Linked DNA regions of Homo sapiens: region 2 is linked to region 1. The links are chromatin contacts, found by Hi-C or POLR2A ChIA-PET in ENCODE. All regions are on one chromosome and are shown on one strand. Each heading gives the region's core, a stretch centred on a gene start or an enhancer-like site at or near the end of the contact. The rest is flanking DNA. Distances are from core to core; before and after follow the strand shown. Region 1 overlaps LOC124903876 (a long non-coding RNA gene). Region 2 holds the start of ARID1A (AT-rich interaction domain 1A).

Region 1 (6,419 bases), core at 2,856-5,355:
TTGGAGGATACACAAGGAGAGGAGGGAGGACTCCATGCAGCAATGATGGCATAAACAAAAACTGGGGCAAGGAAATTAGATAAGAAACATGTTTGATCCAGACACTGACCCTTTCTGTAAGATTCTGGATTTTTGGAGGGCAAATGAAGCAACAGTGAAAGTTCAAGATTTTCTAAATCTAAAACAAAATCAAGGGTAAGTACAGATGAAAATGTACTTAACCGTATCACAAGCATTTGCATTTCTTTCAATTTTGCTCCAACTTTGGTATCACTTTTTATGCAGGGCATTTCCCATAGGGAATAGTTCCATGTGTTTCTACTATGTATATTTAGATTGTCTGCTTTTCCTGTTCAATGTGGCTCCTGAAGGCAGGGGCTGTATTTTATCGCCAGTACATTGCTGGTGCTTGGCATATAGTGAGCACTCAGTAAGCATTTCATCGAATGAATTACTTTTATATTTCTATTTTACATAAAAGCATGAAATTTTGAATTTGTGCTAAAATTCTTAATCCTGGCCTAGGGCAAGTATAATATTGATATGTATAAGGAAAGCCAGGCAGGATTGTTTAGCTGGAGACAGCTTCTAGAATGACCAGCCCAGGATCCAGTAGGACTTGCTGGAGCCACACAGAGGCCTTGCTAAACTAAAATTATGAATTCGCAGGCTGTGCTACGAACCCATTAGGCTATGTTGCTTTAAACTCGGGTCAGCCAACCAAAAGGTGGATGCAAAAGACTTTCTTTAAACAAGCCAGCAGCTTGAGGCTTGAAATAGAACAGAAAGGGAATTCACAGGACTCAACCTTGTCTTCTGTCTGGAGCTCTTGAGACCCAAGGATACTGGCCAGGCGAACCACACTGCGATAAGAAACAGCAGCTGAAAGTTTGTTTTTGGAGCCACCAGATCCAGTGGGTGGACTGTGTCTTGAAATAGAAGCATCTCAAAGGCCTGTGAATCATTTCTTAGTGCCGGCCTGCAAGGTTTCATATCCTGTTCTCAGAGCTACCTTGGGTGCTGTATGTATATGTATGTGTGTGTATTGTTTTCAGGGTTGTTTGCCTAGGATTTGGTTTTGAAACTTTTACTTTCTTTTAATAGCTTTTTTTTTTTTTTTTTAAGCTGGAAGAATTTTTCAAATGGTTTTTGCGAGAAAGTTCAAACCCTGGAATGACTAAGTCGCTGGAAGAATTTGGACTTTGTGAGGGGAATTTGCACTTGGTATGAATCACCCAGTCACTGATTCCTGCAGTGAGAAGACCTTTCGGAAAGCTTCTGGGTCAGCCCCCTCGTACACATGGGGAAACCGAGGCTCAAGGAGGGGAAGGACTTCAGCCAAGGTCCCACAGCATGTCTGTGGAAATGACAGGACTGGAATCAGGTCTAGCTCCTGGAACAGCTTTGGATTTGCAAGAAGCTCTCAAGCACCCAGTCTCCATAGGTGGGCACATTTTCCAAACAGTAGAGGAACAGAAAGAACAAGAGGGTTCTGAGGAGTTAGAACTCACCATAGAGTTATGGAAGGAATGGGGAAGGGATTGCCGGAAGGTATTTTATATGAAATAGCTCATTTAATCCTCCCCAGGATCCTATTAGGCAGTGGTTCTAAACTAGGGTTGATTTTGCCCCCAGAGGACATTTGGCAAGATCAGGGGACATTTTAGGTTTGTCACAGCTTGAGTGGGAGTTGCTACTGGCATCTCTTGGCAGTGAATACCCTATGTGGTAGAGGCCAGGGATACCGCTAAACATCCTGCAATGCACAGGACAGCCTCACAACAAAGAATTATCCAGCCCAAAATGTCAATAGTGTTGGGTCTGAGAAGCCCTGCTATGCAGAGGGCGCTTGTATATACATATCAATTTAACAGCCAAGAAAGCCGAGGCTCAGAAAGTGTAGCCACTCGCTAGCCACGTGGTCTTGGGCAAATTAGCCTCTCTGTGTCTCAGTTTCCTTATCTGTAAAATGGAGGCAACAGTACCTCTGTTACCTAAATAAACATTTGTAAAGCACTTAGAATGGTGCCTGGCACATAGTGTTACATGAATGTTTGCTAAAAATATATAAACAAGCTTACCCAGGAAACACGGAAAGTAAAAGAATTGTAATGAAAGCCCAGGTGAAAAAAATCTAAAGAGACTTAAGGACATGGGGGCTGGAATATGAGAGACCTCCTGGGGGTGTACAGCCCTGTGAGCAGGTAAGGCTGTCCACCGTGTGACATCCTATGTTCCCTGCCACCCCCCACCACCAGTAGCCATGAGGTTTTCCTTCTCAGACACTGCTACCTTAAATGCACTTCATCTTTTTAGGTTAAAATGATATGCACTTCAACATGAATCTCCTTGGCAAGTATCTGACACAGTAAGCCACTATCAGTCACTAAGAATAATTCAGGATAAATTAGTTTTTCAGTTGCCTCCCAACAAATAGGCCGAATGCAGGTTATACTGAGAGTGGAAGGTAAACAGAGGCTGACAGCTTAGTGTTCAGAGGCAGGCTTAGGACAGTGCTGGCAGGTGCACAGTTGTCCTCAGCAATCCTAGACCATCAGTCATTCCCCTACCAGCCAGCACCACCTAGAACAGGCCTCAAGTCTGGGCCCTGCCTAGCTTTGCACCCCCTTTCAGAACCTGCTCCTGACCCTCCCCCACCTTCAGCTCTCCTGGTCTTTTTACTCAGTCTGGGGCCTATTCCCTACTTTCCCACTTTGACCTCTAATCCTGTCCTCAGTCAGAGCCCAGATTCCTCCACCAGCTGCTGAGACCTGCCAACTTGCTAAGTGATTGCCCTACTCAATGCTGAAGGCCTGACATATCAGCCCGGCTCTCTCAGCAAGCCCCAGGGCTGTGAAGGAAACTGGGCAGAGGGTGTCACAAGAGTGGAGGGAGAAAAAACCAAAGCAAGGGTCACCCATATCTCTACTCTGCCCAGAACCCGCCTGCTACGCCTATTCATTAGAACATTCATGGCCATTTACCGAGCTCTTTAAGCTATGAGTCTTGCACACTTACAACAGCTCTCACAGCTGTGCCCCACTCCCCCATCCCTGGAGACCTACAAGGGCCCATATTAACTGTATTACTTCTCTATTGCTGCTATAACAAAATGACTACAAACTTAGTCACTTAAAACAACTTAAGTTTATGCTCTCAAACCAACCTGATCTCACTGGGCTAAAATCAGGGTGTTTGCAGGGACTTCCCTTTCGGAGAATCTGGAAGATAATTGATTTCCTTGCCTTTTCCAGCTTCTGGAGGCTGCCAACATTCCTTGGGTTGTGACCCCTTCCTTCATTTTCAAAGCCAGCAACATGGCATCTCTCTGACCCTGTTTTCGTGGTTGCCTCTCTTTCTCTGACTCTTTTCTGCTGCCCTCTCCCACTTTTAAGGACCCTTCTGATTCCATTGGACCCACCTAGATAATCCTGCATAGCAACCTTCATTCCATCTGCAAACTTAATTCCCACTTGCCGTGTAACAGTACATTCACAAATTATAGGGATTAGGACACAGACATCTTTGGAGGTGACTATGATCCTGCCTACCATGTTAACCAACCCAGAGTGGCGGGGACCATACAACCCAGAGAGCTTGTGCTCCTTCTCAAGGGAGCAACTGCTGCTCAGCTCCAGCTGTCATCATCATGCATCAGTATGGGTTCAGTGTGGCTGAGTCTGCCAATATTTCAAGTGAAATCAGAAAATTGGACTTTCAGGTGAAGATTTCCAATTCTGACATCACTGTGCAGACCAAAAAAGAACAAAAAATCTCATAGGCTAGATATAGCCTGAAGCCACCCAGGTGTGACCTCTGGGTCCACCTCTACCACATCAGCTGTGTGAGATGATGAGATTTCTCTGGCATTTACAGGCTCTGCAGGTTCTGGGGGATGGAGAACCAGTCAGGCCTAGAGGCCAGAGAGAATGTGGTCAGGAGCATAGCGGGTACTGAAGGGGGTGCCTCAGGGGAAAGTTCAGAGGGAGAAGGGACTGACCATCTCCCTAAGGGACTAACCATCACCTGCAGGAAGCAGCAGTGCCTCAAAGGGTACAGGAAATCAGGCTGAGGCCGACCTGAAGAAATCAACCAGAGTAAGGTGGGCTTTATGGCTTGTGACCTCAGAACAAATCAAGCACACTCTTTCTACTTTCAAAAAGTATCAGTTCTTCCCCTCCCCACAAAACTAGCAACATTGGCTGACTGTGAGAAGAGGATGGCAGGGGCCGGGGTGAGAAGGAGGCCTTTCACTTTATGCCTCTCGAGCTTTTTGAGTTTTTAACCAGGTGAAAGTATTACCTACTTAAAACATTAAATTCAAAAGCTTTTATTCATTTAAAAATATTTTAAAATACAATCGATTACATTAGAGGTAAAAACACAAAAGTAGTTGTCATGGTGATGCTACTGCACTTCCATGAAGATGGTATGTGTGGTCATATAACAGGATGGTTTAGAAATGGTGAAATCTTCATACATTTGGCTAATTACTCCGGACCCATCGCCTGTCATTCAAACTGATGGCTGCTTTTCCTTATCCTTACATGCCAGCACTTGAATAAACCAGGTTGGTGTCTTTTGGAGTTCTTTTCCATTCTGACTGGCACAAAGCTAAGGCTCTGGAGTCAGTCGGCTTGCCTCTTCCATGCTGTGTGACCTTGAACAACATGCTTAGCCTCTCTGAGCCTGTTTCCTCATCTGTATAATGGCTTCATAGGCTTTTTATGAAGATAAATGAGTTAATGTGTATAAAGCACTTGAAACAGCACAAAATCAGTGCCCATAAATGTTGACACTTATTATTAACTATTTTCATTATTCTTTTAATCTTGTTTATTTTTGAGTGGGGGGATTATTAAAACCATAACTTAAGACATGTAACAAAACATAAGTAACGTAGGTGAACTAAAATGAAGCGAATTTAACCTCTGGTCCCCCAAATCCTTACAAGCGCCCTCTTAACAGGAGTATCATTGTCTATTTCATAGATAGAAAAACTGAAGCTTGGGGAAAGTGAGTGAGTTGCTCTAGGACACTGAGTTTGGAAATAGAAAAGATAGGAGCTTGAACCGCGTTTTCAAGACTCCAGATCCCATGGCTTTCAACTCGAGGCTGTCCTACAGTATGATTATAAAGTAACAGGTGCTCCTTCCTTATTTGGTCCAAAAGAAAAAAAAATTGCAGGGCTCAGAGGGGAACTTGGCTTTTTGATTTGTTCAGTTTGGGGTCAGCCCTTCCTTGCTCCTGGCCCCAGATTCAGTAGATTCCAGGGTGGGGGGGTCAGGTCAGCAGGTCTCTGGCTTATATTCTGGCCTCAGCTTTGGAGCCAAGTTATTCTCTCCCCTGGGAGGGAGTCAGGGTTGGGGAGGGGGTGTCAGAGCCTGGAGACTGCTGTGGATGTCCCTGGCCCAGCTGTGGCCTGAGCTTTCTCACCAGGAGGCTTTCCCAGCATCCCCACTCTTCCCCAGGCCTTCTGCCATCTCTCCCAATTCTCACCATCCAAGAAGTAGTTGTTGCAGCTTGAAAACATGGCTGCTAGCAAACTTGTGGGTTAAATGCCCCAGGAAGATGGAGCGCACTGCCCAAGCAATTTCCAGGAAGCAGGACAGCCCAGAGGTCAGGAACACTTTGCAGTTTTGAAATTTGGCTCTTTTGCTTCTAGCTCTTCGGTCTTAGGCGGGTGGCTTCACCTTTCTGATGCTTCCGCAACTGTGAAATGGGATGATAATAGTATCTGTCACAAAAGTTGTTTGGAAGCCTGGGCAGCATAGAGAGACCCTGTCTCTACAAATAAGTACAAAAAAATTGGGCCGGGCGCAGTGGTCTATAATCCTATAATCACAGCACTTTGGGAGGACCAGGCAGGCAGATCACGAGGTCAGGAAATCGAGACCATCCTAGCTAACATGGTGAAACCCCGTCTCTACTAAAAATACAAAAAAATTAGCTGGGTATGGTGGTGGGCGCCTGTAATCCCAGCTATTCAGGAGGCTGAGGCAGGAGAATGGTGTGAACCCAGGAGGCGGAGCTTGCAGTGAGCCGAGATTGCACCACTGCACTCCAGCCTGGGCGACAGAGTGAGACTTCATCTCAAAAAAAAAAAAAAAAATTTGCCAGCTGTGGTGGCATGTACCTGTGGTTCCAGCTACTCGGGAGGCTGAGGCAGGAGGATTGCCTAAGCATGAAGGTTGAGGCTGCAGTGAGCCATGATCAGGCCACTGCACTCCAGCCTGGGCAACAGAGCAAGACCCTGTCTCCAAAAAAAAAAAAAAAAAAGTTGTTGGGAGAATTTTTAAAAAGAGATTTATTGGTGTTTAATTTACATACTAGAAAATTCACCAATATTTATGTATATAATTCAATGATTTTTAGCACATTTACAGAGTCGTGCAACCATCACATCAATTCCAGAATAC
Region 2 (6,803 bases), core at 1-2,500, 3.1 Mb before region 1:
GGGAGTTCCCCCGCCGGCCGCGGAGGGGCCGCCTCCCCCCATGGCCCCGAAGCGCTGCTGAGCGAAGGACGAAGACGACGAGGAGGCGGAGGCGCTGGAGGAGGGAGGCGGCTTGGAGCCGGCAGCCGCCGCCGCGCCGGAGCCCGGAGTGCCACCTCTCGGGGAGCTCAGCGCGTAGGCCGGGGCGGGCGGGGGGTAGGCGCTGCGGTTGGGGTAGTAGGAGTTGTACTGGTGGTTGGGGAAGCCGTGGTCGTGAGAGTTCTGCTGGGGCCCCGCGTAGGGCTCCAGGCCCCCGCCGCCGCCGCTCTGCAGCGCTGCCAGGCCAGGGCTTTGTTGTCCGCCATGTTGTTGGTGGAAGACGGCGGCCGCGGCGGCGGCGACGGCAGACGGGCTCCGGCCGTAGGGTTGCCCGAAGCCGTAGGCTGGGGGCGGCAAGGCGGCCGCGGCTGAGTGAGGAGGCGCCCCCACCCCATCGCTGCTGCCGCCACCGCCGCCGCCGGGCGGCTCCGTGAGGTTATTGTTCAGGGCGGGCCTAGGGCCCGCGTTCCCGTTCGAGTTCTTCAGGTCCGGCTCCGCGCCGGGCCCGCCGCCGCTGCCGGCTCCGCCGCCGCCGCCACCCCCATTGCTCTCGGCCCCGTCCTGCAGCTCCTTTCCCAGCGGCTGCGGCGGCCCCACGGCGGGGCCCTCGCTTTCCTGCCCGGCGGCTGCCTTCATTTCCCCGCGCTCGGCCGCTGCCGCCGCCGCCGCCTCGCCCCCCGCCTCCTCCCGCTGCTGCTGCTCGGCTTTCTTCAGCTCCGAGGGCGGCGGCGGCGGCGGGTTGCCCAGGCTGCTGGCGGCGGCGGGGGCGACCTGCGCGGCCATGATCCCCGCTGTCTCGTCCGCGGAGAGACCCGGCCCTGTCTTCGTCTTCTCCCCCCCTCCCACCCCGCCCCGGGGCCCAGTCCCCCGGGCTGCCCTCCCCACCCGCCCGGGCGGGCCTCGCGGGGCTCCGCTGCTGCGCTGCGCTCGCTCCTCTCCCCCCCGCCCCGCCGGCTCAGGCTCCGGGCTGGCGGCGGCGGAGGAGGAGGAGGCGGCGGCGGCGGCCGAGGCGCCGGCGGCTCAGCTGCTCCCGGCTCTGTAGGCTCGGGACCCGGCTCTCCCGGCTCATTCCCCCCAAGCCCTTGCCTGGGAATGAGGGGGGCGGTGGAGGCTCCGCTCCCCAGGGCCTGGCCCCGCTGTGACTCTCCGCTTTCTGCTGCCGGAGAAAGGAGGAGGGAGGGAGGGAGGGAGGCGAGGGGGAGGGGGCGGGGAGGGAGGGAGGGAGCGGGGGGAGGGGGACCCGGGACGGGCGGGCTGGAGGGCGCGCGGCAGCAGCCGGGGCGCCGGGAGCCAGAGTCAGAGCGCGGGCCGAGCCCGGCGCCCTGCCTCCCCTCGCCAGCTGCGGCTTGGGTCGAGGCTGCTGCGCGGCAGCGGGCGGGCGAGCAAGCGGTCGGCCGGACTGAGCGGCTAGAGCGCCCCACTCTCCTCCGAGTCCCCCTCACTCCGACACGAGGCTCAGCACTGCCATTTTACCCAGCGCCGTCGCGGCCGCCTGGCAAACCCGGAGTGGAGAGCGGAGCGGGCGCAGGCCGTGGAACGGACTCGCTCCCTTCCCTTCACAAAGGAGGAGGGGAGAGAACAAGCCGCGGCGGCGGCAGGCCCTCAGCCGCTTTCGCTAGGCAGCGCCGCCGCCGAAGGCTTCGGAGAAAACCCGGCCCGGAGCCCGCGCATCTCTGGAGCCTGCGCCGCCTCCCTCCCGGCGTCCCTATCCAGGTCTGTCCCCTCCCGGCCGTACCGAGGGGAGCGGGCAGCGTGAACTTTACCCGCGGCTGCAAAATTGGCCAGAGCCTGAGACCGCGGCCGCCTCGGCCCAGCCCTGACCCCCTGGCAGCGGGCCCGGTCCGTTGGCTGCTGCTTAGCACCTCTACAGCACTTTTCGTCTTCAAAGCCTTCTACGGACCCCGCTAAAGACCCAACCTTTTTTACCCTCTTTGCAAGCCCGAAAGAATGACTGATCATTGTTCAGACGATTCGTTTCCCACTCGCCTGCCCTCATTAGCCGGTCCTTACAAGGCTCTGGGGGCATGAGGTCCGGATTATCCCCATTTTACAGAATTGAAAGAGAGGGGAGGGAACTGCCTGTCACTTAAAGTCAGAGGGCAGAGGAGGGTGACTTTAAAAAGAAGTGGAGTCACCAAAGCTGCCTTCGGTCTACTTGCCTTTAAAAAAAAAAAAATCAAGTTGTGAGCACATTCAACAATGGGATCAGAATATCAAAATGGATTTGAAGTCAAAACTGATCATCTCACCACTAACTTAAAATGGAGGCCACTGAAGTTGCTTTAGGAGCATAGAACAGTTACCCAGCAGGAAAACCTAAACACCGTTTCTCACTCCCTCTTAAGAAAACTTAGCCTACCATGACAAGTAGCCCCAGTCTCCAAAGACAGTACCTTCTAATACTGAAAACCCACAGAAGAGGCTCCAGGGACTGCAGGAACCTGAGTGTTCAAACCATTACAGAAGAGAGATGCAGAAAATGGAAACCATTTTCTCCTTGAAGAAAAGGCACAGTCCAACAAGTCACTTAGAAAATGGATGCTTGTCAGATTTGTTTTCTATCCTGTAGCGTAAAGATTGTTTAAAGTTTACCATTACATTCTAAGAGACCCCGATTGAGCTGGAGTTGGGTAGAAGGCCAGGTTTATCTGAAAAGATCGACATACACAGAAAGCTCCAGTGTTCTCCTGATCTACAGGCCCCACCAAATCCCAGCAGCAGCCTTTTCTTCCTCAGGCTGACTTGGAATGTTCTGATATGACAGGCTACAAAAGCCAGAGGGGATTCCAGCTCCTCACCAGACCCAAGGCTGCCTTGGGAAAGGCCCAGGCCAGTGTTCCTAGACACCAGGATCTCTTTTCCCCCTCAGATTTTGTAAAGGGAGACTTCATGGCCACAGGAGCATTATCTTAGATTATGCAGGACCCGGGAGTGCTGGCAATGTCCCTGGTCACTATGAATAATTCCAAAGCCTGAACTCATTTCTCTCCCCAAGAAAACTTACTGCATCCTACACCAGAAAGGCAAAACCTTCCTGTTAATCTAAGAGTGATGAGATTTAAAAAAAAAAAAAATCCCACAGTTTTATTCTTCTCCCCTCCCCCGGCCTCAAGCCAAGAACCAAACCAGCCTACCAAGAAGATCCGACTGACTGGTATGGGCCAGTGCCCTCTTTTCACTCACAGTCCTCAGGGGCAACAACTCTCCCCGGTGCATTAGGTCCTAGAAACCAAATTATAGGCTGCCTCATAAATAGAGCTTGGCTATTTAATCAACTGCCCCTGAGCTGGCAAACAGTCCTGAGTCCTGCACACAAATGAGGATTTTTTTACATGCCATTACTCTGCCATTTTCCTTAGAGCTGGGGTGTAATGGGAAACCTGGAGCCCAGTGAAAATCTGGAAGCTAGAATGGATTTCTCTCCAAAGAAAGCCCTCATCCCCTTTCTTCAATGGCTGTGAAATATGGAAAGCGCCAAAAATCTCCTTCCCTACACGTGGGCAAGCTGTTTTGAAAACAGTCACCATTTTTCTCTAGCAATAAGGTAAAGTGCACAAAAATCTATCCACCTGGGTTGGAGGAGATAATGTGGAATTTCTCTACTTTTTTTTTTTTTTAATTCACTAGGGTTCTCTTCCACTTTTACTTTTAGAGCCCCACACCACGATCCCAGGAAATGTTGGGCTGAGGGAACTTTTTTAGAAACTGGCCCATCAGCTTTCCCTAGGGGCAGTGGCAACGGGAAAGCGGGGGAGGGGAGGAGCTGGGCACGTGGCTGGCCCGAGCAGCGAGACCCCGGCTGGGGGCAGTGGGTCCTCCCTTCGGTGGAGTTTTTTCCCCCACGGCCCCTGCCTTTTAACCCCACACCCAGGCAGCTCAGGAATCCCGGCGCAGATTGGAGAACTAGGACTAGGACAGCGCTACCCTCGCGAAAGCACCTCGGCCAACAGCCTGATGGCAAATATGGACTGAATCGTTGACATGGAAACCGGACTAAAGTCTCGCTAGCTCTCCCTCACAGGAGAGTTCTTATCGCCGTCCCCGACCGCACGGCACTTAGCAAACGCGGACTGGATTTGAGGCCTGGAGGATCAGGCGGAGTTTCTGGGCGTATTAACTCCAGCGGCAGAGCAGCCAAGGAAGGGGGCAGGGCTGCCAGGACAAACCGGCTGAAAATGGCAGAGGATGTGCTCCCATTTTATCCGGCTGCACAGCGTGCATGGATTGGGCCCGAGGACAAGGGAACAACCTATTAAAATCCAGAGAGTCAACTGCAAAATGTGGAACCGAGGCCTGGAGGGTTTGCTAGGAGAGGGAAACGTTTGCAGGGAAGACAGCCCTTCCTTTCTCGCAATTTGCTTCCCCTAAATGTCTGAAATACAAAACTCAACAAACAAACAGAAGATCGGGCTCGGCTCCTTCCTCCACCCAATCCTTGTGGGAGAAGTCGTCTTAAGCCCAGGGACCCTAGCGAGGGTTTGCTTAGATTCCTAACTAAGGCGTGGAGAATCGCTGGAGCGCCAGGTTGTTGCCCCCACACGTTCCCGCCGCGGAACAGCAGCAGACACCCAGCAGAGCTCTCTCGAGTGCGAACTGGAGCTGCGAGTTTGAGCAAAAGGGCAACTATGTCAGTTGACGGAAGCCAGAAGCAGAGTTCAAAGCCTGGCGTGGATTTCCGTCTGGAGCTGTCTGTTCTTAAAGTTTGTAACTCCGTGTTAAGAAACAGCCCCAGCGGAGGCTTTGGGATCGGTGTGAAAGTCTAGCACTACCATCTGACAGCGAGCTGCAAAACTTTGGGCTGCATATTAAGCGAGGAAAGTGGATTGAAGCGAGAGTCAAGGCAATTCATTATGTTACCGGCTCCCATACGGGAGCTGTAAAATACGAACTGGATGCACACACGGAGAAAAATGGAATGAACTCGGAATGGCATTCAACAGCTCTTCGCGGTAAAACTGTGACTGCCAAGGATCTAGAATCCCAAAGGAGCAAACCAGGAGGCCTCAAACTTGGTTGGCACACAATAAATGCTTTTCTAGATCTTTTCCCCACTCATCTCAAACTCTTAAGCAATTTGGGGTCATTTATATTTCAGAATAAGGAACACATTTTGAGAAATGTTAATTTCTGAATGAGACTTTTTTTCCCCAAAGTAGCTGTGAAAAAAAGAGCCTCAGGCATAAGTCAGCCAGCTTATTTTGTCTCAATATAAATTAAAAATTACCCTCACCACCACCTCCACCAAAACTGAAATAAAAAATAAAATAAGTAAAAGTCCAGGCTGGTCTGGCTTGTGGCAGGTTTCAAACAAAAATAACACCCAGGGCCAGTCTAATATGAGGAAAAAGATACCAAGGCTTTCATATTCTTCTAAGTACAGCCTCACTCACCAGTCTCACTGGTGAGCTTGCTGACCAGTGAGCTTATTTTTGTGGAAAAGACTGAGTAAAGCTACTACTAATATTTTTTAAAAAAACAAAAAACAAAAAAACGGGACTGGGGTTTCATAAAACCACTGGGCAGATCAGGAAATTTGGATTTCTTATTTCTGCTGAGCTCATTGAAGATTTGTATTCACCAACTAATACAAAAAATACTGTATGAAAAACCTACTTAAAGCTTGAGCCGCGCGTGGTGGCGCACGCCTGTAATCCCAGCACTTTGGGAGGCCGAGGCAGGCAGATCACGAGGTCAGGAGATCGAGACCATCCTTGCTAACACGGTGAAACCCCGTTTCTACTGAAAATACAAAAAATTAGCTGGGCGTGGTGGCACCCGCCTGTAATCCCAGCCACTCGGGAGGCTAAGGCAGGAGAATCGGTTGAACCGGGGAGGCGGAGGTTGCAGTGAGCTGAGATGTCGCCACTGCACTCCAGCCTGGGCAACAAAGGGAGACTCCGTCTCAAAAAACAAAAAACAAAACAAAACAAAAAAAAGCTTGATAGCCTCTTCATAGTCAATCAAAAGAGAAACTTAACAATTTTGTGCTTGGTACTTATTACACTAAGCTGTTTTTAGATCTGGAAGGCTAAGCACCAACAATATTACCAAGGTAAGGTCACCAATCTTAGCACAGAAGGCTATTGCCCAGGAACAGGAAAAGTCTGTTATCTAGGATTTCCCATGTTAAACCAATGTAGGTTGCTTTTGTTTTGTTTTGTTCTTTAAAACCAACCTAGGGAAATTTCACACATATAAAATGATTATAAGGGAAGTTTTTGAGAGTTGACAAGAAAATCAGAAGGAAAAATCAAACACTGTATTCTAGGTGGAGATTTCTTTCAGCCCTTGCCTGCATAAAGCTTTCTTACACTGCCATTTTACTGAGTTAGGAAAAAGAGTCAGTGGGGAAGTTTCTCACAGCAACTCTGGAATGGATCTGGAATGGAGTCTTTTATTCCAACACAAGTTCTGTAGAAGAGTTGGAAAGAGAAGGAAAAAACAGTGTAAGCACAGACAAAATGGAGGGAGGCAGGCATGCAGTCCTATGAAATAGGATAGGTGGCTAAAAAAGCAAATGTGCTGTCTGTTCTCTGCAAAGCAACCACCTTAAGAGAATCCTCCAGCATGATGATACTGGGTGTTTTTGTATAAGAATCAAAGAAAATCCAAAGAAATCTATTAGGTATAAGACAGGAATTGAGTGGCCCCTAATGAAAAACATTCTGACTAGCTTTAATAGGGTTTAAACCCATCTATCCCTACAGAAAATGCCTATTCCTAAA

Evidence for each region. Hi-C counts contacts between places; a loop is a spot of excess contacts on that map. ChIA-PET counts read pairs that join two places held with the same protein, here RNA polymerase II (POLR2A). Pooled maps may share reads with other maps.
Region 2: a loop to region 1 is called in a pooled map, with 2.4 times the contacts of the local background. The contact joins the promoter of ARID1A here to the enhancer-like site in region 1. A Hi-C loop is called at or near these places in 1 of 168 maps with a recorded cell type or tissue (gastrocnemius medialis) and 1 of 50 pooled maps. POLR2A ChIA-PET finds 5 or more read pairs at or near these places in 3 of 52 experiments (H1, OCI-LY7 and Panc1).

The regions. Positions count from the first base shown.
Region 1 is chr1:23,572,040-23,578,458 of GRCh38, reverse strand. LOC124903876 (a long non-coding RNA gene) reads right to left here. Exons shown (of 3, transcript XR_007065537.1): 3 at 4,759-5,712. It overlaps LOC107984928 (a long non-coding RNA gene), which reads left to right and starts at 752. Exons shown (of 2, transcript XR_007065540.1): 1 at 752-1,032; 2 at 1,126-2,023. RefSeq lists an enhancer at 3,613-3,702. Within about 2 kb of position 4,105, at least 5 of the 41 ENCODE cell types and tissues checked have a DNase peak (open chromatin) inside an H3K27ac peak, as active enhancers do; they include OCI-LY7, where a contact is called at or near this core.
Region 2 is chr1:26,690,462-26,697,264 of GRCh38, reverse strand. It overlaps ARID1A (AT-rich interaction domain 1A), which reads right to left and starts at 1,250. Exons shown (of 20, transcript NM_006015.6): 1 at 1-1,250. The coding sequence starts at 861. It overlaps LOC124900417 (translation initiation factor IF-2-like), which reads left to right and starts at 860. Exons shown (of 2, transcript XM_047439473.1): 1 at 860-1,048; 2 at 1,300-5,357. The coding sequence starts at 860. The coding sequence ends at 1,986. LOC105376888 (a long non-coding RNA gene) reads right to left here. Exons shown (of 3, transcript XR_001737950.2): 3 at 6,453-6,489. LOC101928728 (a long non-coding RNA gene) reads left to right here and starts at 3,134. Exons shown (of 1, transcript NR_135804.1): 1 at 3,134-5,355. RefSeq lists silencers at 1-236, 287-616, 987-1,146, 1,237-1,566 and enhancers at 545-1,480, 1,481-2,417, 4,250-4,349, 4,066-4,580.